2 separate regions of the Homo sapiens genome follow, and region 1 is linked to region 2. Evidence: chromatin loops called from intact Hi-C (ENCODE). Cell type or tissue: Calu3. All regions are shown on one strand. Each heading gives the region's core, and the rest is flanking DNA. Links, peaks and the distances in the headings are about the cores only. Region 1 has its middle 37 kb from the start of ADGRF4. Region 2 has its middle 51 kb from the start of ADGRF4.

Region 1 (10,823 bases), core at 3,405-8,404, 87 kb before region 2:
AGGGTAAGCCCCACTGCCCCGCAGAGGAAGAGAGAACTAGTATACTTGCTCTAAGAACTCACCTCCCGTTGACCTACAACCTTACCTACCCCCAGCATCAGTGTAAAGAGGGGGCTCTAGAAACTCACCCTCTCTGGCCCCCTCTAGTCAGAGCCTCACCCCACCCTCTCCTTTGGATCCACATTATTCACTTTATTCCTGTTTATGAAAACCACCTCAAAAGCCCCAAACTGCAAGGCCACCCCTCATCTCCCACATTGTGAGGGTCTGCTCATCCCCATTCTGTCCATCTCTTCCACCTTTCCCCCAATTCTGAGATCCTTCCATTGTGCTATTTGGATTCCTAGCAAATCACAGAGGACAAATCCCCCTTATTGCCATCTCTTCTCTGAATGTTCTCTCACTTTCTTGTTCTTCAAACAGAAATCAGGTCCTCGGGAGTCTTTCCACCCCACTGACACCCATGATTCATTGATTCTTAAATCTCGTTGCTGTCCACTGCTCCTGCCCTTCTTGGTGGTTTCACTCCCCTCCTTATGCAGCTGAAACTTCATAGTTAATCCTTTGCATGTACCCTTTTGCCCTTAACCCTCTCTCATTTGCTCCCACTTCCTTGGCAAACCACAAACTTGGCTAAATCCAACATGACATTCCCTGCAGCCCACTCTAGCAGTGGCTGATTTTCCCCCAGACCTGGAAGGGACTAAGTGTCCTCCTTGGCTGCCCACAACCTCCATTGCTGCTTTTGGGCTGTTCTCTTTCCTTCAATTCTGAATTTCACTGTAACTCTCATCTGCTGCCCCCAAGTTCTGCCTCTGCCTCCTTGTTTTCCATAGGAACTCATGGTTCACCGTCACTTCTTACTATTTTGGTGCTAATCCTTAGTCATTTCAATATACATGTAACTGAGACTTTTAACGCCTGGACTACCCCCATGGTCATACTCTAAGACCTCATGATTACCATCCTTTACAGAGCTGTGCACCCTTCACAGCCTCAGGTGTGTACATCCCACTCTCTGCCAGCTGCCTCCTAACTGCAGCTCACTCCCTCTAATGCTTTATGCCAACTGTCTTTCCACCACACTGACAACCAATATTCATCAATTCTTAAATCCCTTTACTGTTCACTGTTCCTTGGTTCCTTGATGGTTTCGCTCCCCTCTTTACGCAGCTGAAACACCATAGTCAACCTTTGCATGCACCCTTTATGCCCTTATCCTCTCTCATTTGCTCCCACTTCCTTGGCAAACCACAAACTTGGTTAAATCCAAATCAGCACCTTCTCTGCCTACAATCTCTTTAAATTTGTGACCACTAAATCAAGTGGCCTCTTTATGCTGCCCAGCAGTCATAAGATACCTTGCTTTCCAAAGTGACTATTCCACACATTCTCTTCTCCTCTGAAATTCCACACTTCCTCCCCCATTCTTATTCTCAGCCAATGATCTTTCTTCTATTTCTCTGAGAAAATAGAAGCAAATGGAAGAGAACTTCCACAGACTCCCACCATCACTGCTGCTCACCACCAGCATCTATGTTCAATGACTCTGACTTTCTACCTGTTACCAGAGCTGATCCTCTGCAAAGCCAGCCCTGACCCTTGGGTACTAGATCATAGCTAAGGGAAGTTTTACATTGCAACTCATTAATTTTTCCTAGCTGCAAGGAGCTTCTAAAAGAATTTGAAAAGGACATTTCATAACAGTTTGTCAGTACAGGAGATTTTACTATTATTAATATACACAACAGATCACAGTGAAGGAAAGACTTGACTTGGGTGGCCATGACAGCTGACTGTGGGCAGCCGTGAAGTAATGGAAAGAACACCAGTTAGGTGTTTCAATGCTAGTGAGTTTAAAGTGACCTTGGGAAATATTCCAGAGTTATAACAAACTGAGTTTGAATCATAATTCTGCTACCAACTGGCTTTACTATTTGGACAAATTATAAAGGCCTTTAGTTTCCTGTACATAACAGTACTGCCTCATGTGTTGTATTGAGGACTAAGTGCACAGAATCATATAAAATGTTTTTTTTGTTTGTTTTTTTTTTTTTTTTTTGAGATGGAGTCTTGCTCTATCGCCCAGGCTGGAGTGCAGTGGCGCTATCTCTGCAAGCTCTGCCTCCCAGGTTCACACCATTCTCCTGCCTCAGCCTCCCTAGTAGCTGGGACTACAGGTGACTGCCACCACACCCGGCTAATTTTTTTTTTTTTTGTATTTTTAGTAGAGACGGGGTTTCACTGTGTTAGCCAGGATGGTCTGGATCCCCCTGACCTCGTGATCCACCCACCTTGGCCTCCCAAAGTGCTGGGATTACAGGTGTGAGCCACCACACCCAGCCTAAAATGTTATTGAAATATATAATTTTCATGTTTAGTTTCTTCTTGATGTGTTCATTTTACATGGTTAAAAAGTAAAAATATTTTAATATCATTTCCATGCCATGGAAAGAAGAAAAGTGACCAAACCTTGCCCCAGCCCCCAAGATGTCCATGTCTTACTCCCCAGAATCTGTGACTACGTTACCTTACCTGGAAAAGAGAGTCTGTAGATGTGATTAAGGATTTTGACATGCAGAAGTCATCTTTTATTATCTGGGTGGGCCCAGTGTCATTATAAGAATGCTTAAAAGTAGAGGCTGGCGCGGTGACTCATTCCTGTAATCCCAGCACTTTGGGAGGCCGAGGCAGGTGGATCACAAGGTCAGGTGTTCAAGACCAGCCTGGCCAATATGGTGAAACCTCGTCTCTACTAAAAATATAAAAATTAGCCAGGCGTGGCAGTGTGTGCCTGTAGTCCCAGCTACCCGAGAGGCTAAGGCAGGAGAATTGTTTGAATCCGGGAGGTGGAGGTTGCAGTGAGCTGAGATCATGCCACTGAACTCCAGCCTGGGCGACAGAGCAAGACTCTGTCTGGAAAAAAAAAAAAAAGTAGAAAAGGTACTCAGAAGAGTGAGGTAGAGGAAGATTGACTACAGAAAAGGAGGTCAAAATGACTCAGTGTGAGAAAGACTCAGTGCATCCTTGCTGGCTTTGAAGATGGCAGAGCAGTGCCAAGACATGTGGGCTGCCTCTGGAAGCCGGACAAGGCAAGCAAGTGTATGCTGCCCTAGAAGCTCCAGAAAGGAACACAGCCCTGCTGACATAGCCCTGCTGACACTTGGATTTTAGCCCAGGGAGACCCATTTTAAACTTTTGACCTCCAGAACTGTAATATAATAAATATGTGTTGCTCTAAGCTACTAAATTTGTGACAATTTTTTATAGCGCTATAGGAAACTAATAAGCATGTGTGTTCAGTACAACCTATGCCTCACCCCCACTTTGCCCTGCTCCTAATGGTAACCACATTTACCATTTTCTGCTTTATTCTCCCTGTGGATATATTTTTAATAAACAAGTACATGTGTGTTTACTCTAGCTTTTTTCTTTCTTATGCAAATATTCTATGCTATATACAACAACTCTGCTCCTTGTTTTTTTTTTTTTTTACTTAACAATGCACATTCTTGTTCTTTCTTTGCCCCACAAAGTAGCCCCACCCATGACACAAGTTTTTGCAATCAAAATGTCTCCAGACCCTGCTAAACATCCCTCCCATTGAAAGCCACGTTCGTAGATGGAATAAATACCTCAATCTGGGGAAACATCTTTACAGGCTGCGGGTACAGAAGAATTTCTTTAAACACAACTTCAAAAACACAAACATAAGGCAAAATGTGGATCAATTTGATGACATCACTTAGGCAGTTGTATCGAGAATTAAACTGTAAGAGGGTAAGAGCTGAATCCAAAGGACCAACCAGGCAGTTCTTAAACTAATTTGGGGAATCCAAGGGCACACAGCAGGGAAATGGTGGAACCAGAATTCAAACCTGTAGTGTCTCATGTCATGCACACACTCTACCTCTGCTTAATATCCTTCTAGAGTGTCAACATAAGGAATATTGCAGGCTGGTAAAAGGCCTAAAAGAATTAAGTTGGCTCAAGTATTATCAAGTTTCCTTAAAAATAGGTTATGTGATGAAGTTCAGGTTTTATATTCAGAGGCTTCATAAAGTTATACACTTTCTGAAAAAAATACGATGGGAAGATCTGGGATAATGTGAACACATCTTTATACCAGGAGGAAGTGACTCATGGCTGATGGGAAAATTGAACGTTTTCAATGAATAGCAGAAAATCAGGTTAGAAGACGGAAGGGTAAAGCTATGCTTTAGTAGTTGTGTCATATAAAAATTGCAAAAGAGAGGCAGCTCTGGAGACCGTCTGAAGGAGGCTCACAGATGTTGACCCTGTTCAAATGCCACAGCCTTCAACCTGCCTGTTCAGTGGGCAGGGACGTTCGTGGCGCCTCAGCCAGAGGCCTCTGTGGTCATTAGAAGAGGGGATTCACCATCCTTCATTCTGTCCTGTGCATGCTCCACTACTCTGCATTTTATTTTATTATGGTAATAAACACACATTGTAAAATTTATTGTCTTACCCATGTTTAAGTGTATAGTTCAGTAGTCTTAAGCATATTTACATTATTTTGAAAGAGATCTCCACAACTTTTTCATCTTTTAGTGCTGGAACTATATATCCATTCAACAATTCTCTTTTCCCCCCTTCTCTGGAAACCACCATTCTATGAATCTAACTACTTTCTAGACCTCATATAAGTGATATTATGTAGTATTTGTGTTTTGTGATTGGCTCAATTTACTTGGGATAATTTTCACAAGTTTCATCTATGTTGCAGCATGTGACAGGTTTTCCTTGCTTTTAGGATTAAATAATATTCCATATTTACATATGCATACATATGTATATATAAAATATTCCATACGTGTGTGTTGCTTTCTACCTCTTACCAGTTGTAAACAGAATTGGTATGAGACCCCACTTTCAATTTTTTCAGATATATACCCAGAAGTTGGATGGCTGGATTGTATAGTAGTTCTATGTCCTATTTTTAATTTACTGAAGAATTCCCATACTGTTTTCCACAGCAATTATACCATTTTACAATCCCACCAACAATGCACAAGGGTTCCAACTTCTCTGTATTCTCGCCAACACTTGTTATTTTATGTTTTGTTTTATAGTGGTGTAAAATCAAGGAAAAATGACTGAGGCAAGTCTAGATCAATTTCGAAGTTTATTTTGCCAAGGTTAAGGATGCACAAGGGAAAAAGAGACACTAGCCACAGTTGGATCTGCAGCCCATACATTTGCCAAAGAAAGTTTGGAGACTTCAGTATTTAAAGGGGAAAGAGCAGGCAGTAGAGGAAAGAGGAAAGAAAAAGGAGGACAGTAGATAAAAGTGGTAATCGGTTGCATTCTTTTGAGGCTTTGATCACTGTTCACTGAATTCACATTTTACATGTGAAAAGAGGGGCTGGAGAAACAGTCAACTACACATTTGTGTGGCCTTCTCCTCAGTGAATCTGCATTTCTACATAAGATAAAGTAAACATAGAATAGAAGAAGCAGTCAAGTATGCATTTGTCTCAGGCAAGCAGAAGGATGACTTCCAATCTTATCCTTGTCCCTTACCTATGAATATAAGCTGTTGATTTACATTGTCAGGGTGAAATTCAACAGAATTTCTGTCTTAGAGTAAAAATCTTGGAGCCCACAAGGAATTTCATTGTAAGCAAATTGTGAGGGAGGTCCCCTGGGGAGGTAAGTGGCATTGCATCTTTGCAGCTATCTATTTGGAAACAAAACAAGAGGCAGTTTTGCACCATTCAGTTCCCAAACTTAATTCTTCTCTTTGGCATGGAGAGTTCGGGGGTGTCGAGATTTTATTTTCCTTCCACAGCAGCCATTGTAATGGGTGCGAGATATCTTGCACTTTTGAATGGCCATGGGTGCACAAGCAGGTCCAGATTCTGTATAGGAGAGGATTAGGGGTGCTTTCTGGTTAAAATAATGCTACATTTGCATCATACTTTATATAGCAGCTGAGAAAATGTAATTGTCCTTAACTAATATGGAGAGAATGGAGATTTCGTAGACCTTGTGAGGTAAGGTTTGGGTGGAGTGAAAGCCTATCACTGGCAAATGATGATTCCTAAGCAGGTCTTGTTGGCTTCGTGTTTTCTGTCATGTGTCCTTGCCATAAAATACTTTATTCCTGAATGTTTACAAGTTGAGCTTCTTTCTTCGTTGTATTATCTGGTGACCCAAATAAAAACTTCCACCTTTTATTTTTAATCATTTAACCAAAAACAATAAGCTTAGTGTCATGCTTGGAGCATTTTACTTCTGCTTTGGACAGATGTCATTTCAGCTATCACTCACTCTAAGATTTCAACCACCAGGTGGTGCCTAAGTGTTTATTAAAATCAGTTGTGTCTGCCCTGTTAGCCAAGTTTTAAGTTAATTTGCCTAATAAGTTATTTATGACTATATAGTCACAGCTACTGTATTAGTTTTTATCATTGCTGTGACAAATCACCAAAACTTATTGGCTTAAAATATCACAATGTGTTATCTTACAGTTTTGCAGGTTAGAAATCAAAAGTGGGCCTCACTGGACTAAAACCAAGGTGTCAGCTGGGCTGCATTCCTTCTGGATGCTCCAGGGAAGAATGCTTTTCCTTTCCTTTTCCAGTTTCTAATGGATACATGCATTCCTGGGCTCACAGCCCCTTCCTCCAAACTCAAAGCCAGCAGCAAAGCAGCTTTATATCTCTCTTGCCTCCCTCTTGCACTTATAAGAACACTTGTAATTATATTGGGGCTACCTGGATAACCCAGGATAATCTTACCCACGTTAAAGTCAGCTAATTAGCAAATTCAATTTCATCTGCAACCTTCATTCCCCTTTGCCATGTAACCTAACATAATCTCAGGTTTCAGGGCATGTCTATCTTCAGGGGCCATTACTTTGTCTACTACTGCTACCATAAGTTCTGGAACTTTTAACGTGTCTTGATTTTTTAATACTCTGCCCTGACATGCTAAAGTCAAACAGCATCAACATTTTTTTCTGGAGTATTCAAAGGATGGATGAATGGATGGATGGATAGATGATTTGATATTCAGACAAATGTGAGGTATTAATGTGTTTCACACATACAAATCCTATTTAACTTCATGACCTTCTCCTGCACCCCACTTGAGCTTATAGATATGAAGTGGACATTAATTCCAGCTACCATCATTACCAGGCTCAAACATCCAATTCCTAGCTTTTTAATTTTGAAAATATAAGTTTTTCAAACTTAAAACAAAAAGTTTTAAAATAATACTTGAAGATTTTTTTTTCCAGATTCAAAATGGGTTTTGGCATTCACAAAATAGGTTAGGATTCTCCTGGCTGTGGGGAGAGAAGACATGGAGAAGCAGGAAAATCATTTGCTACTGGCGAAGGTGTCTAAGACAGGTCCTGAGCTCTGGGGTTAGATCCCAGGTTGGCAGAGAGTGTAGGGAGAAAGCAGATGATAAGTTTGGGGAACCAAGAAAGGAGGAAACTTGTCCACACCCCTACCTGGGATTTTGGAATATAGCAGACAGACTCACAAACATTCAACACACTATAGTGGCAGGGGGTGTAGAGGGAAAAAGGCTGTGGGAGCTGTTAGGGGCAGAGAGGGATAAGCAACCTGACTGTGTTTCCCCTGACTTCAGAGAGACGTGAGATACCACCTGTATCCTCTCCACACACCTGAGAAAAGGACATGGAAGTTAGGAGAAAGAGAAGAGGAGAAAGAAGTAAAACAAGCCATTTGTCTAGATATAGTCATAGAAATCTTAGCAGATGCTGGGAAAGAGTGATGACTATCCCCAAAGACCAGATGGTACAGAGCCAGGGCAGATGCCCTCATAGAAACAGCAGCCCAAGATTTGAGACCTCCTTTATGCTGACACACAAAACTATGGAAGCCCCTAGAACTTAAATGGAATCTCAGGAAGAAAAGAGAGGGAGGGAGTAAGGAGGACAAATCCTGAACTGATTGAAATTCGCCTAGAGAAAATGAGTTTATTTTGAATGGGCTCAATTTATACATACATATATAATTTTGCTAAAGGTAAAGCAAGGTTTAAAATTAAGTTGAGATTTTTAAAAATTCTATTTCTTATACACATGAGTACATGGCTTGAGACTATATGTCTACTAAATACAGATAATGTCTACTAAATAGACAGATAAATAGAACTATTAAGCCATACACCTCAATTTTTTGCTCAAAACTATGCAATCATATTAATGTACTAGGTGAAAAATGATATACTTGAGAAAGCTTTGTGCATGTTAGAAAACCTAAATTTTGATTCTCAGTCACTAGCCCCAATTTTCTATCTATAACCTTTACCCTCTTCCTCATAGAAATAAGTGTTGATGTTTATGTGCATTTTTCCATATTTAATGGGCAATAAATACCAGTCACAAAGTCAAGAAGTTATTTGGGTGAGTATATGTCTAATACCATAAATCTAAAAATCTGAATTATACAATGTATATTGTGTAAGAATCTTAATCTTAGGCCTCTCCACAATTGCTCCACTAATAAAATACAATAAAAACTTAAAGGGTGAATATCAGGATTATCATTTGGTGTAGGGTATCAGCATTTGGTACCCAGCCAAAGACAAGCTCAAGTAAAGTATTTACTAAGATTAGTAATAGTATGGCTCTCTGAATTGGGAGCTGGGTGCTACTTTGAGCCTCTCCCACATAGGAATAACTGCTGGCCTCTTCAGCATAGGAATAAAGCAAGGGTTTCATTTATCCAAAGTTAATCATGACTTAATTTCTAGTTCCTACAGTGACACCATAAGCCTCACAGTAGTGTAGGGACACTAGAGAGGTTCTCAAGGCATTATGGAGGTGCTGACTACAAAATAGGAAAATAAGGCTTGGAAAAGCTTTTTAACAAACTCAGTCTCTCTCTCTCTCTCTCTCTCTCTCTCTCTCTCTCTCTCTCTCTCATTTTTAAGGTGTTGTTTGTGCATAAAGAAATAAACACAAGGCAATACTAACAAGACATGACTTCTGTGAGCTACAGTGAAAAGAATGAAACCCTTACTCATAAATTAATCATAGAGGGAAGCTCTCCAAAAACTACACAGATATAACTCTTAGCAACTCTGTTGTCACCCACTCCTAACTCTGGCTGACAGCAGATTGTAGAGTAGTTAAGGGTCATTGTTGAACAAGTCTCAGTTTTAATCTAGTAAAGAAAACAGAAACTTGAGAAATTAGTCAGAGAAAAGTATGTCCTATGACATCCTAATTATTCATTATTTATTCAGATAATTAAATGACGTAAGAATAGTAGGACAAGAAAAATAAAGATGTGAGTATTCAAAAATAGAGGGCTGTCTTTATTCATTTAACACTAGATTGTATACATAGAAAAATCTACAGATAAGAGATTAGAAAATATAAGTAAATTTAGCAAGGCTGCTAGATGTAGGAGCAATACACAAAGAAGGAAATTTTTTTCTACATAACAGAAAAACAATTAAAAACGAATACTTTTAAAATAACAAAAATATCAAAAAACACCAAATACCTAAAAGTGAAAAATATACAAGACACAGAGAAAACTACAAAACATGTGGAGAAATTAAAGAAAACCCATTGACCAAAAGACTAAGATGGAAGGGTAAACTATGTTGATGAATTAAAGACAAAAATCTGCAAAGATATTAACTTCCTACAAATTCAATTTAATTCCAATCAAAATTCAGCAGATTGTTTTTGTGTATATTGACAAACTGTATTTAGACTCATCATTGCATAAGGTTAGGCTTAGGACAGCAAAGTTTTAAACCTAACTCTGCCTCTTTAGGCTCAGGACAGCAAAGTTTTAAACCTAACTCTGCCTCTTTCTATGTGACCCAGACCAACCGACTTCACCTATCTGAGTCTCACTTTCCACTTCTATTAAAGTGGAGATAATAATGTCTCCCTCACAGGACTCCTGTGCAGATAAAATTGGCAAGTTAAATAATGTTTTTCAGTTATCTACTCCTCATATTTCCTATTTGTCTCTCTCCTTCTGTAAACTATAAGCTCTTTGAAGACAGGGACTGGGTTTTGTTCACAATTAAAAGTCCAGCGAAGATGCTCAATAAATTTTGCATCAATAAATGTGTTTTGAAATATACAATAAGAAACAGATGGCATTTCAAGCAAATATTGTGCAAGAAGGAGCTCCTGTAGGAGATAAGAAGGGTTTCCTAGTAAGTGGGCAAGTATGTGATTAAGGTATCTGGGAGCAGACTCCTACTCAAGTCAGGGAGGGATCTGGGAATCAGTCCCTGGGGAAAAGGAAAGACTGGAGCAAAGTGAAGGCCCAGATTTATATGGACTTAAAATCAGAAAGGAGGATCAATACATGGCACAGAGTCGCTATTAGGGCTGGTACAATATGGAAAGTTGGCTCCAGGAGAATGGTGGAAGCCCTGTTACAACTGGGGCACATGATCAAAAAATAAGCAAGGAGTTTCATTAGATATTGAATCACTCAGCTCATAATGAAAAAGACTTCTTATACTTCCTTCTGAAGGTCAAAATCAGTCCTAAAGCCTAAGGCGAGGTTGATCCTGAAGTTTAAGTGAAGTGAACTTCACTAGGGAAAAACATTTCTTCAGAGATTGGGGTCTAAGCAGAATCATTACATATTGGAGACCCTTATATACACATTGATTAAAACATAAAAAAAAATGAAATAATTGTTTTCTTTAACCCTATTGGGGGGACTTTTTATGTGCAGGTCTTCTCCACTTAGCTCCCTTTGGTGACAGGGCTGGACAGCAGCAGCAGGGGATGGAAGAAAGAAGCAGCTCTTCCTTGAAATCTTCTGAGACCTCAACAG
Region 2 (10,823 bases), core at 2,436-7,435:
TCTTGGTGGTGCACTCCTGTAATCCCAGCTGCTCAGGAGGCCGAGGCATGAGAATCACTTGAGATTGTGCCACTACACTCCAGCCTGGGCAACAAGAGCGAAACTCCGTGCCAAAGAAAAAAATATATAGCTTAATTTATACTCTTAACATTCAATCTAAGGTAACACCCGTCATTCTCTATAACATTTCACTGTTTTCCTCAATCTATCACTAGTCAAAAGTATCATGTTTAGTGGTGTGCTATTGGTCAATTGATGTATCTCACTAGAAGGTAAGGACCACGGAGGTAGGGACTTTGTAATTTTGTCACTGCTGTATTTCTGTCACCTAGAACAATGCCTGGCACTCAGTAGGAGTCCAATAAATATATGTTACATAAGCGATTGGATGAAAGAATACTTCTGTTGTCAATTCTTTGTTTTTTAAATCAGACTGTGGGCTCTTCAAAGTCAAAGAATTCATATTGTATTTTTATTTCCTCAAAACCCAATAGACTGCTTGGCATATAGCTGGTAATTATTAAATGTTCTATGAATGAATACACATGTTCCCTATCTTTTCTTCAATAGTCACCCAGCATATGACTCGTGGTCATTCAGTATTGGACATCTATTGGAAAAGGTGATTGATAAAGGAATTCTGAACTGTTGTTTCATGAGTATTTAGCTTACAAGAGAAATTTATGATATGATCTTAACCTGGCAAAACATCTTAGAATAGCCATGTGGACCAAAATTGCAGATTAAACTCTTCCAGTAATGAATAGCTGATCTCCACAGGAGGCAATTTTTCTAGTCACATTGCAATTGTATTTTTCCCTAAGTAGGCCAAAATATGCCTGTTTGTTATTGACAGCTACTGTCAACTTTACAGTCCTCTCTCAAGTTTATTCATCTTTAAAACCCAAACCTGAAACAAATGCCCTCTCCATGTCCGTACACAAGCAGTTGAATTTGGCAGGTATAAAATTACAGAACAAAGCCATCTACCATGCCTCATTCACCGTAAGGTGCCATTGATTATGATATTCCCATTGTTTTATGAACCATAAAGAAAACAACGGTGGCAATTAAACTATGAAACAATGCGAGGAAACCAACAATACTAGGAAACTATGGAACAGTGCTAGAATGCATCCCAAATTCTGAGGTTGAAACATGTGCATCTTAGAATTGATAAAATATAACATGGTAGTTTCACTTTAAAATAATAAATACAAAATTCCACACAGCTGGTCAACCCTGATATGATTCACTGGCCGGCTCGTTTTTCCATGATCCTGGATGACTAATTACATTCATTGGCTCTCCTCAAACGGTTGATGCAACTCTTCCCCAGCCTCACCTAATATTTTACAGAGAAAATCAAAGCCACCAGATGAGGATTTTATCTTCTTCTCGCCCCTAAACCCACGTTCCATCTGCATGTGCTCCAGCCTTCTCCTCCTTCTTTCCTGTCATGTGAGAGGGAGTCTCTGTCGTCCTGTCAAAATTAGTCCCTTCAGAGGAGCTCTGTCCCTATCTCCTCAGACATTCTTAAGGGCTGCATTTCTTTAGATTTTCTTCCTGTTTCCTGCACCATCAATCTCTCCCTCTACTATGGATAATGCTATTGATGTTTAAATATGCTCAAGTATCTTCCTTCCTCAGACAAAACAAAGCAAAACAAAAGTCTCCTTCGTTTTTTTGTCCTCTCACTGAGTCTGCCTCAAGTCTCTCTTCCTGGCTAAACCTTCTGAAAACTGTCCGCACAAGCTGTCTCCACTTCTATCCTTGCTGTTCTCATGCTCTTCATGCCATTGAAACCAATTGTATAAAGGTCACCAATGTTCTCCATCTTAACAGTTCTATAATTAACTCTGCCCTCATTTTGCTTGACATCTCGGCAGCACTCAATTCAGTTAACCATTTCTCTCTTTTTTGAAATATTTCCTTCTTTAATTTTTATTTTTTAAATTGTGGTTTAAAAATAATGCAAAATTTACCCTGTTAATTAAGTGTACAGTTCAGTAGCATTAAGTATATTCATATTGTTTTGTAACAGGTCTCTAGAACTTTTTCAGGCAATACTGAACAACTCCCCACTTCCTCCTCCTCCCAACCTCTGGCAACCACCTTTCTACTTTCTGTTTCTGTGAATTTGACTACTTTAAATAACTCATATTTGTGGAATCATACAGTAGTTATCCTTTTGTGACTGGCTCATTTCACTTAGCATAATGTCCTCAATACTAATTCATATTGTGACATATGACAGGGTTCCCTTCTTTTTATGGCTGAATAACATTCCATTTATATATCTGTCACCCTTTCCTTATCTACTTATCTGTCAACAGACATTTGGGTTGAGGAAACACCACTCTTCTTAAATTTGTATGTACCTCATTTTACTATTTCCTGTATGATCTCTTCTCTACCAGAATTCTAAGTGTTGGAGCTTCTTAGACCTTCTCCTCATCCCTCCTCCCCTCCATACCCCATTCCTCCCTTCTCTCCTCTCTCCCTTTCCCTGGAGGAGCTCACCCACTTCCACAGCTTGGATGTCCAGGCCACACTTCTCTTCTAAACTCCACATTCACACGTCAGCAAGTCCTGTGGTTTCTACCTCAAAATATATCTCACATCTGTCCATTTCTTTATACAGTCATGAGCCACAAAACGATGTTTCAGTCAATAGACTACATATATACTGGTGGTCCCATAAGATTATAACACCTTATTTTTACTGTACGTTTTCTATGTTTGGATTTGTTTAGATATACAAATGGTTATCATTGTGTTACAGTTGCCTACAGTATTCAGTACAGTAACATGTCGTACAGGTTTGTAGCCTAGGAGCATAGGCTATATCATACAACCTGAGTGTGTAGTAGGCTATACCATCCAGGTTTGTGTAAGTGTACTCTGTGATGTTTGCATGATGACAAAATCTCCAATGACACATTTCTCAGAAAGTATCCTCATTGTTAAGTGACACATAACTACATCTCCATCCAGTCCCAACCATCTTCCTCTCTGGCCTGTACTAACACAAACACTTTCTAATTGTTCTCTCTGCTTTCACCCTTACCCCCTTTCAATCTGTTTTTCAGAAATCTTGTAAATATATATTCAGTCACATGGCGTCACAGATTAAAAACTATTCTCATTACACTTAGGATAAGATCTGTGTGCCTCATGTGGCCTGCAAGGCCCGCCTGACGCAAGACCTGCCTGCCTCTTCACCCTCCTCCTGGGCCTTTTCTACCTCTGTCCATGCTCAACCAAGTATAAGGGCTTCCAATCAGCTCCTGAAACTTACCAAATGCCTTTCTACCTCAGGGCCCGTGTATAGCCTGTTTATTCTGCCTGGGATCACTGTGCATATCTCGTTCTCCCCAGCCCCTCACCTTACTGCTTTCTTCCACACACACACCCCACATTCTTTGTGCGACTGGCTATTTCTCCTCTCCAGGGTGCAATAAAAACTAACATGAGGAAAGAGAGCCTTAGGAAAGTGTGGATCTTGCCTCGTGTGACCCTGAGACTGAGGGCTTCCTTCAATGCTGTGTCATAGGCCCCACCTGCCTCACCCTAATCCAGCCTTGCTTCTCTCTCGGGTCTTAGCTTCAGTACCTCCCATGGAGGCCTTCACTGCCCATTCTCTCTAAGAGGTCTCCCCATCCTTCCAACCCACCAACTCCATAATCCTAAATTACTGTGCCCTGTTTGACTCCCTTAGTTCATGTATCTCTATTTATAATTATTTACACAGTTGACTCTTGAACAACATGGGGGTTAGGGGTGCCGGCCCCCACATGCAGTCAAAAATTTGTATATAACTTTTGACTCTCTCCAAAACTTAACTACTTATAGCCTGCTGTAGACCAGAAGCGTTACCAACAACGTAACAGTCAATTAACACATATTTTCTATGCTGTATATATATATTATATACTGTATTATTACAATAAAGTAAGCTAGAAAAAAGAAAATGTTATTAAGAAAATTAAAAGGAAGAGAAAATATATTTCTATTCACTAAGTGGAAGTGGATCATCATAAAGGTCTTCATCTTTGTTATCTTCACACTGAGTAGGCTGAGGAGGAGGAAGAGGAGGGGTTGGCCTTCCTATCTCAGGGGTGGCAGAGGCAGAAGAAAACCCAAGTATAAATGGGCCTGCACAGTTCACACTTGTGTTTTTCATGGCTTAACATTTTGGGATTGTCTCTTTAGCCTCCCTCTCCCAGGAAAATAAGAGCTGTACACACACAATAGTGTTTGTTTGGTTTTGAATGAATTTAATAGTTACAATTACTTTAACCATCCATCCATCCATGAGTGAACATGGCTTCAAACTCTCATCAATCTTCTGTTCATCTTCTTCTGCCTTCTGAATGGAGGAGGGGAAAAGGGAGGAAGGAAAAGGGTTACCACAGGACTCATATGGAAAATAAGACTTCTGTGGGTTTCTTTAATTTCCAAGGGTAAAGGATAATGCAAGGTCTACTAGACCCAAGATTCTTGAAAGGATCCAGAGAAATTTTAACATTTAAGCCAATATTCAAGATGCAAAGGTAATTTGATATGACATACATAATGTTGCTCTTCATACATAAGAAAAACATCTCACTTTTAACATGTCAACTGCCCAGAAGACCACCAGAAAAATCCATTGATCAAGCAAAGTTAAGGCTGTTAGATGTATTGTACATAGTAAGAGATGCCACTACCTGGGCAGTCTTAGTAAGTTTCAGAAGTAGGAAGTCGAGGGAGGATATTCACAGGGTTTTCAAGTCTTAAAAACTAGGAAACTAGTTGGGGTTGGGCAGAGTTCATGACATAATGGCTTGGATCAGTGTGCACTGCATGGACAAAGGCTTGAGCAAGTTGTGATAAGCAAGCTGTTACTCTTGATCATAATGTAGCAGGGCAAGCTGCAGACAAAACCCCTCAAACACCGAGTTAAAGAAGGAAGGGCTTTATTCAGCCAGGAGCTTTGGCAAGACTCACATCTCCAAAAACTGAGCTGCCTGAGTGAGCAATTCCTGTCCCTTTTAAGGGCTTACAACTCTAAGGGGGTCCACATGAAAGGGTTGTGATCAATTGAGCAAGCAGAGGGTATGTGACTGGGGGCTGCATGCACTGGTAATCAGAACAGAACAGAACAAGACGGGATTTCTACAATGCTTTTCCATACAATGTCTAGAATCTATAGATAACATAACCGGTTAGGTCAGGGGTCAATTTTTAACCAGGCCCAGGGTGTGGCGCCGGGCTGTCAGCCTGTGGATTTCATTTCTGCCTTTTAGTTTTTACTTCTTCTTTCTTTGGAGGCAGAAATTGGGCATAAGACAATATGAGGTGTAGTCTCCATTATTCCCCCACCTTTGAGAACCTCACTCATTAGTGGGAGTTCTCACTTTCATCCTCACTACCCATGTCTTCTTACAAGACAGATCGATAGTGATTCATGTAGTACACTTGTGCTGAAGTATTTTGATGGACTAAGGTAGTAACAAAACTTTTTATTACTTGAAGGAGTAAACGCAGCACACAGGGAAGCAACAAGCAGGTTCCTATTACTATTATAATTTTTATTATAGGAGTTTTAAATCCTCCTACTGCTGGAAACCATTTTCCAAACATGGACCTAGGATTAAACCTATGCCACTCCTGCATGGGCACATGTGCCAGCTTTGTTATATGTTTAACTACATCTTTAACTACTTGCCCTTGGTCATCTATGTGCAGACAGCAATTGGTCAGGTTAAACTTTCCATAGACCTCTCTTTCAGCTGTTAGCAAGTAGTCTAGGGCTAGTCTATTTTTATAGATAGCATTTCTCATCTGAGTTTCTTGCCAGGCTAAAACAGTTAAAGCTCTGCCAGTTTTATTAGTGATTATTTCTAAGACAGCTTGTAACTGTATGATTCGGTTGAGCATATAAATGGGGGTTCAGTATCCTTATGAACCATCTTGTGCTCAAGTGGCAGACCCATAGTACTATATGATTCTTTCAGGGGGCCGCTCGTCATCTTTCCAGTCACCTATAACTATGCTTCTCTTTTCTCAGGAAGCATAGACAGGGAAGCCTAGGAGCTCACCTGTTTTTATGGGCAGTAGGAAAAAGGATGGTTTAATGGTGCCAATAATACAACTACCTGCCTATTGGTCAAGTAACTTGGCATAGGCTCTATGCCCACATATCCGGTATAATCCAGTGGAGGCTGTCTAGTCCCGATGGGACTCCAGGTGGGTCCACATTGTTTGCAACTTTGGAAATTTACTAAAGGATTTTTCTCAGTGTGGTTTGAACTCCACCAGGTGGCTGTTTTTGTAGTGCTATTATATGGTTTTTGCCCAAGGCAGCTGAGTCTTCCTACAGGAAGGGTGAAGTCCTTCCCCACTCATGCTATACGGTATTGTCTATGATTTAGGCTTTTTGAGCCGGGAATTCATCAGGAACTGGGTCTGTAGGTAATACTTCTTGGGCTTCCCATGGTCTTTGATCTCCCATTACAGTTCCTCCACATACATAACATGAAGTGACATTGAGAGACTGGGCTACATGCTTGGCTAATTGCAAAAACAAATTTCTTGTTTTTCCTGGAATTTCTGGTACTGGCACATTCAGTTCATCATAGAAGGTTTGAAATACCGGTTCAGGAGCGCATTTATAAACTTCTCCTCAAACCATGATATTTACTCGAGGATCCAGTCCAGCCCCATCGATTCCTAGGGTTACACGCTCCCCTTTTTTCTAGCGAGGATCAAGGGGGTTGGTTATTTAGTAATAACTCAGGGGTTACACTGACCACTGATACAGGAAGGGCCACTTTTCCCTTTTTGAAGGTGAACAGGATCCTTTTCATTTTTTATCCAAGTAGCCTAAATGACACAAGACCAGTACACATTCATTTTCACACAGTCCTAATTCAGGACAAATGTACTTATTTTCTGCCATATAGCCTCTTTCCTTATTAAGAGAACCACATCCTATTCCTAACTTATTATTATTAATGACAGTACAGGCATCAAATTTCAAGGTGACTTGTCTGGGCACCCCTTTTTCTTCTGTTTTGGCTAACACTTAACTCATATCATTTATGAGCCCCCACCAGTCCTCAGTCCTTAATCTTGTTTCAAAAACTGTGGTCATGGGAGGCTCAGATGGGTCATAACACACATCAGGTTGGTCATTTCCTGGGCTACATACCTTGTATAGAATAGCATTATACAAATGAGTTCTTTTTAGACTCCTGGTACACTTATAATAACCATAAAATAAGAGGACTGTAGCAACTTTTTGTCCTACCTCAGTGGCTTGATGTACACACTGGGAACAGTCCTCAGTCTGAGGAAGGTCAGTTGAAATCCTTAGTGTACAAGTCCAAATTTTAAGGAAAATGAGCCCACGATGAGTTTTCTCATGCTTCAGTCATACGTGGACTAGTCAGCTTATGGGTGTGACTGGAGCAGGGCTTGTCGTCTTCTTCAGAGTCATTTTGCAGAGGTTGGCGAAGCTGCTCCCGTCCACGTACAGCTCACAGTCTGCTGATGTTCAAGGATGGTCTCAGAGGTTGGACTCACTAGAATAAACTGAGTCCAATACCTCTACACAGTTATGTTTAACTGGGCTCTCTGATACCAGCAGCAAGGTGGCAGGGTTTAGGGTGCTGCAAACTTCAGTGGTTATGCGGGGATTTTCACATAGCAAGCTTTGGTACTTGGTTAATCTAACATTTGTTAGCCAATGATGTCATTTGGTATTCATCAAAGTTACCACAGCATGGGGGGCCTTTATATTCAGGTTTTGCCCAAGGGTTAGTTTATCTGCTTCTTGTGCTAACAGGGCTGTTGCTGCCAGCCTTAGACATGGGGGCCAGCCTTTGGAAACCCCGTCTAGTTGTTTTGAGAGATAGGCCCCTGGCCTTGGCCAGGGCCCCACAGTCTGGGTTAAAACTCCAACTGCCATTTCACACATAGAGTGTAAAGGGTTTTGTCAGGTCAGGTAGCCCCAGGGCTGGGGCCGACATTAGTTTTTCTTTTAACTCATGAAAAGCTCATTGCTATTGGTTGTAATAGATGTAGTTTATCCAATCTACATTTTTATTAACTGTCACCCACCAAAATATTGACTCAAATCCTGCAGCTATTTGATTTCAAGCTTTAAATTGATCTGGTATTCCCCATGGGACTCCAATTGCATCTAAATAGATATGAGAGTCGAAAGACCCATAAGGGGCTTCTCTCGCTTTATGATGTCTTATTTTCTCTCCCTCTGGTTGATGAAATGCCAGGGTGGAAGGGACGGCCAATTGGACTAAAGCAAAAGTGACACTCCAGTTATTCAGCAGAGTGCCCAGTAAAGGTTTACCACAATACCACCACACATCCGCTGGGGGATGAACAAGGGCTGACTGATTGATAAGCTCTTGAAAATTCTCAAGCTCACTGCATCCTTTCAGGTCTCCAAGGAATGCTAAGTTTCCTCCCTGTCGTGAGAGACACAAAGCAAACTTAGTGTTGGGAGACAGAAGCTGGATGGCCCTCGGGGACTGACCTGCAGGGTGCCAGACTTCGGGATATAGCAGAGAAAGCTTGGCATGACTTATTACTCCAGGCTGTACAATCCTGGAAAAGAACTAACATGCAGCCCACACCTGGTCAACAGGAGGACCACCTTAGTGGAAAGGGGAAAATCTGGGTCTCTGGCCTGCCATGTGCACAAGCATAACAATTGCTTTTGTTTAACATGTGGACAGAATATTTGATCCATTCCAACCAGGCATTTGTATCTTGGTATCCTGTCTTAATTACCAAAGTTTGTTTTAAGTCTTTAATTTCTATGATCCTCTATAAAATGAAGGTATGATATTAGGAAATGACAAAAACTGGTTGGGGCAGTCCATCCTTGCTCTTTAGTGGTCCACAGAACATTGGACCAACTATAGCATAAAAGCTCTACATTGTGGGGCAAGACTCCTCATTGTCACTGGGGTCTTTATTGAAATCTCCCTGGATTAAATGGTCCCAGTTTACTAATGCCCAGTCTGAGGAGAGTCAGGAGGGACAGAGGTACTTTTCTGAAGTAGAGAGCTGTCTTTGACTTGGCAAGTTCCCACAGAGTATAACAAGGCAAGCATTAAATGCAATAGTTTGAGGTGAAATTGACTTGGTTATGTTAATAACTAGTCAGCAATAGAGCGAGGAAAGAAGAAAGACTAATAGAATAGATGAAGGAGTTAAACTTTTCTTAGCTTTAGTTTGGTAGGGTTTTCCCCTAGGACTGTGGCCTACGACTCTGGAGGGAGTGGTGCTTTGACTCGGGTGTGATGAATCCATCACTTGTTCACTATACGAACAGCAGTCTCAGTGGTTAGCAGCACAAGGTAGGGTCCTTCCCAGGCTGGCTTGAGTTTTCCTTTTTTCCACCCTTTGATGAGAAGGTAATCTTCAGGCTGGTTTACTGGAAATTCTATTGGTGGTAACTGTGCTAAAAGACTTTTAGTTTTGAGGGAAAGGAAAGTGGAAGATAAACCAAGTATATAATTTCTAAGAAACTGACATTTTGTTTTAAATGTGGGGACATCAGCAGTGGACTTTATAGTCCTTGGTGCCTTCTTACTGATAAATTTCCTTTAGCACCTATTTTTATTAGTTTTTAGACCAAAGAAAGCCAAACATCATTTTATATTTAATAATGCTTCCTGTATGATTTTTATACCAGATAAGCTAAATTTCACGTTTGTATTAGTGTGTTATTAATGTTAAACTTAATTTTAATAAAACTTTGTAGACATATTTATTCAATTTTTAATGTCAGACCATAAGGTGAGATTTTTATAGACTCTTTTTAACCTTTTATAATCTTTGTTAGAGAGCAGGTCAGTGCTTTAAGAAAAACCCATTGTGTTTTTACTTTAATGTCCAGTTCACAGAAAAACTGGATGATACCCCTTTAACTTTAGCTAATATGTTTACACACAGAATTTTCTTTACAATTAACATTTTAAAACTTGCTTAAACCTTCAAAACAAATTGTTTTAACCTTTTAATATAGGTAAAAATTTATATTCTTATGCCTTCTTATCATCCTTTTACTAAAGGTATATTTTACTTTCCTTATACACCCTGCACATAAACTGTTTCCTCAATAGTTTTACATTCAGGAGGCCAAATTACTTTTAAATTATACAACATTTCTTGCATAAATTCTTTTTTTATAACAATTTTTTTCTCCTTCACAACTTCACAGACAATTCTTCGACATGCCTCAATTTTCTGACTTATTACTAACATTTCTTTCTTTAAACAACCAGTTAATTTATTTCAGGACAAGAATTTACCATATAACATTCTTTTTACATAAATTCTGACCCCCCATTCCCCCCCCCTTTTTTTTTTTTTGAAGATGATAACCATTTTTTTCCAAAGCAAACTTTCTTTATGTGTGTCTAAGGCCACAAGATTAGAAGTTACTGTAATGCATGTTACACCGTTAACTTTTAGCAAACTTTACTTTTATTGAAAACCTTGTAAGTTTGGGATTTCAATTATCTTTTGCTATTAATAAGACCTTGTTTAGTCTAAATTAACTTAGAATTTGTATAGATGCCTTTTTTTTTTTCCTTCAATTACCCGGGAGAAACCATCTATTGTCCTGTCCTGAAGGGAGTTCCTCCTAGGTCTGGTCTGACCTTTGCATGGTAATTAAGATTTAGATCCCCTGTTAGGAAACCTGCTGGGTTAAGGGAATTTTCAGTGGTTAATGTTAAATCATCTTTTTTTCTCTTTTTTTTTTTAACTAAGGATACTTCTGAACTAGTGAGGTGTGCTTA

Evidence for each region. Hi-C counts contacts between places; a loop is a spot of excess contacts. Peaks named below come from ENCODE experiments on the same cell type or tissue, not always from the same donor. Only the 100,000 strongest peaks of a DNase experiment are listed, where the experiment ranks them.
Region 1: a loop joins it to region 2, with 5 times the contacts of the local background. A loop is called at or near these places in 60 of 110 quality-filtered maps.

What each region holds. Positions count from the first base shown.
Region 1 is chr6:47,729,844-47,740,666 of GRCh38, reverse strand. No RefSeq gene overlaps it. Among named protein-coding and RNA genes, the nearest start is that of ADGRF4, 37 kb to the right of the region's middle. In Calu3, for the core only: a CTCF peak has its summit at 6,284 (motif pointing right); a DNase peak (open chromatin) is centred at 6,316.
Region 2 is chr6:47,642,223-47,653,045 of GRCh38, reverse strand. No RefSeq gene overlaps it. Among named protein-coding and RNA genes, the nearest start is that of ADGRF4, 51 kb to the left of the region's middle. In Calu3, for the core only: no CTCF peak of the experiment used is centred there; a DNase peak (open chromatin) is centred at 5,245.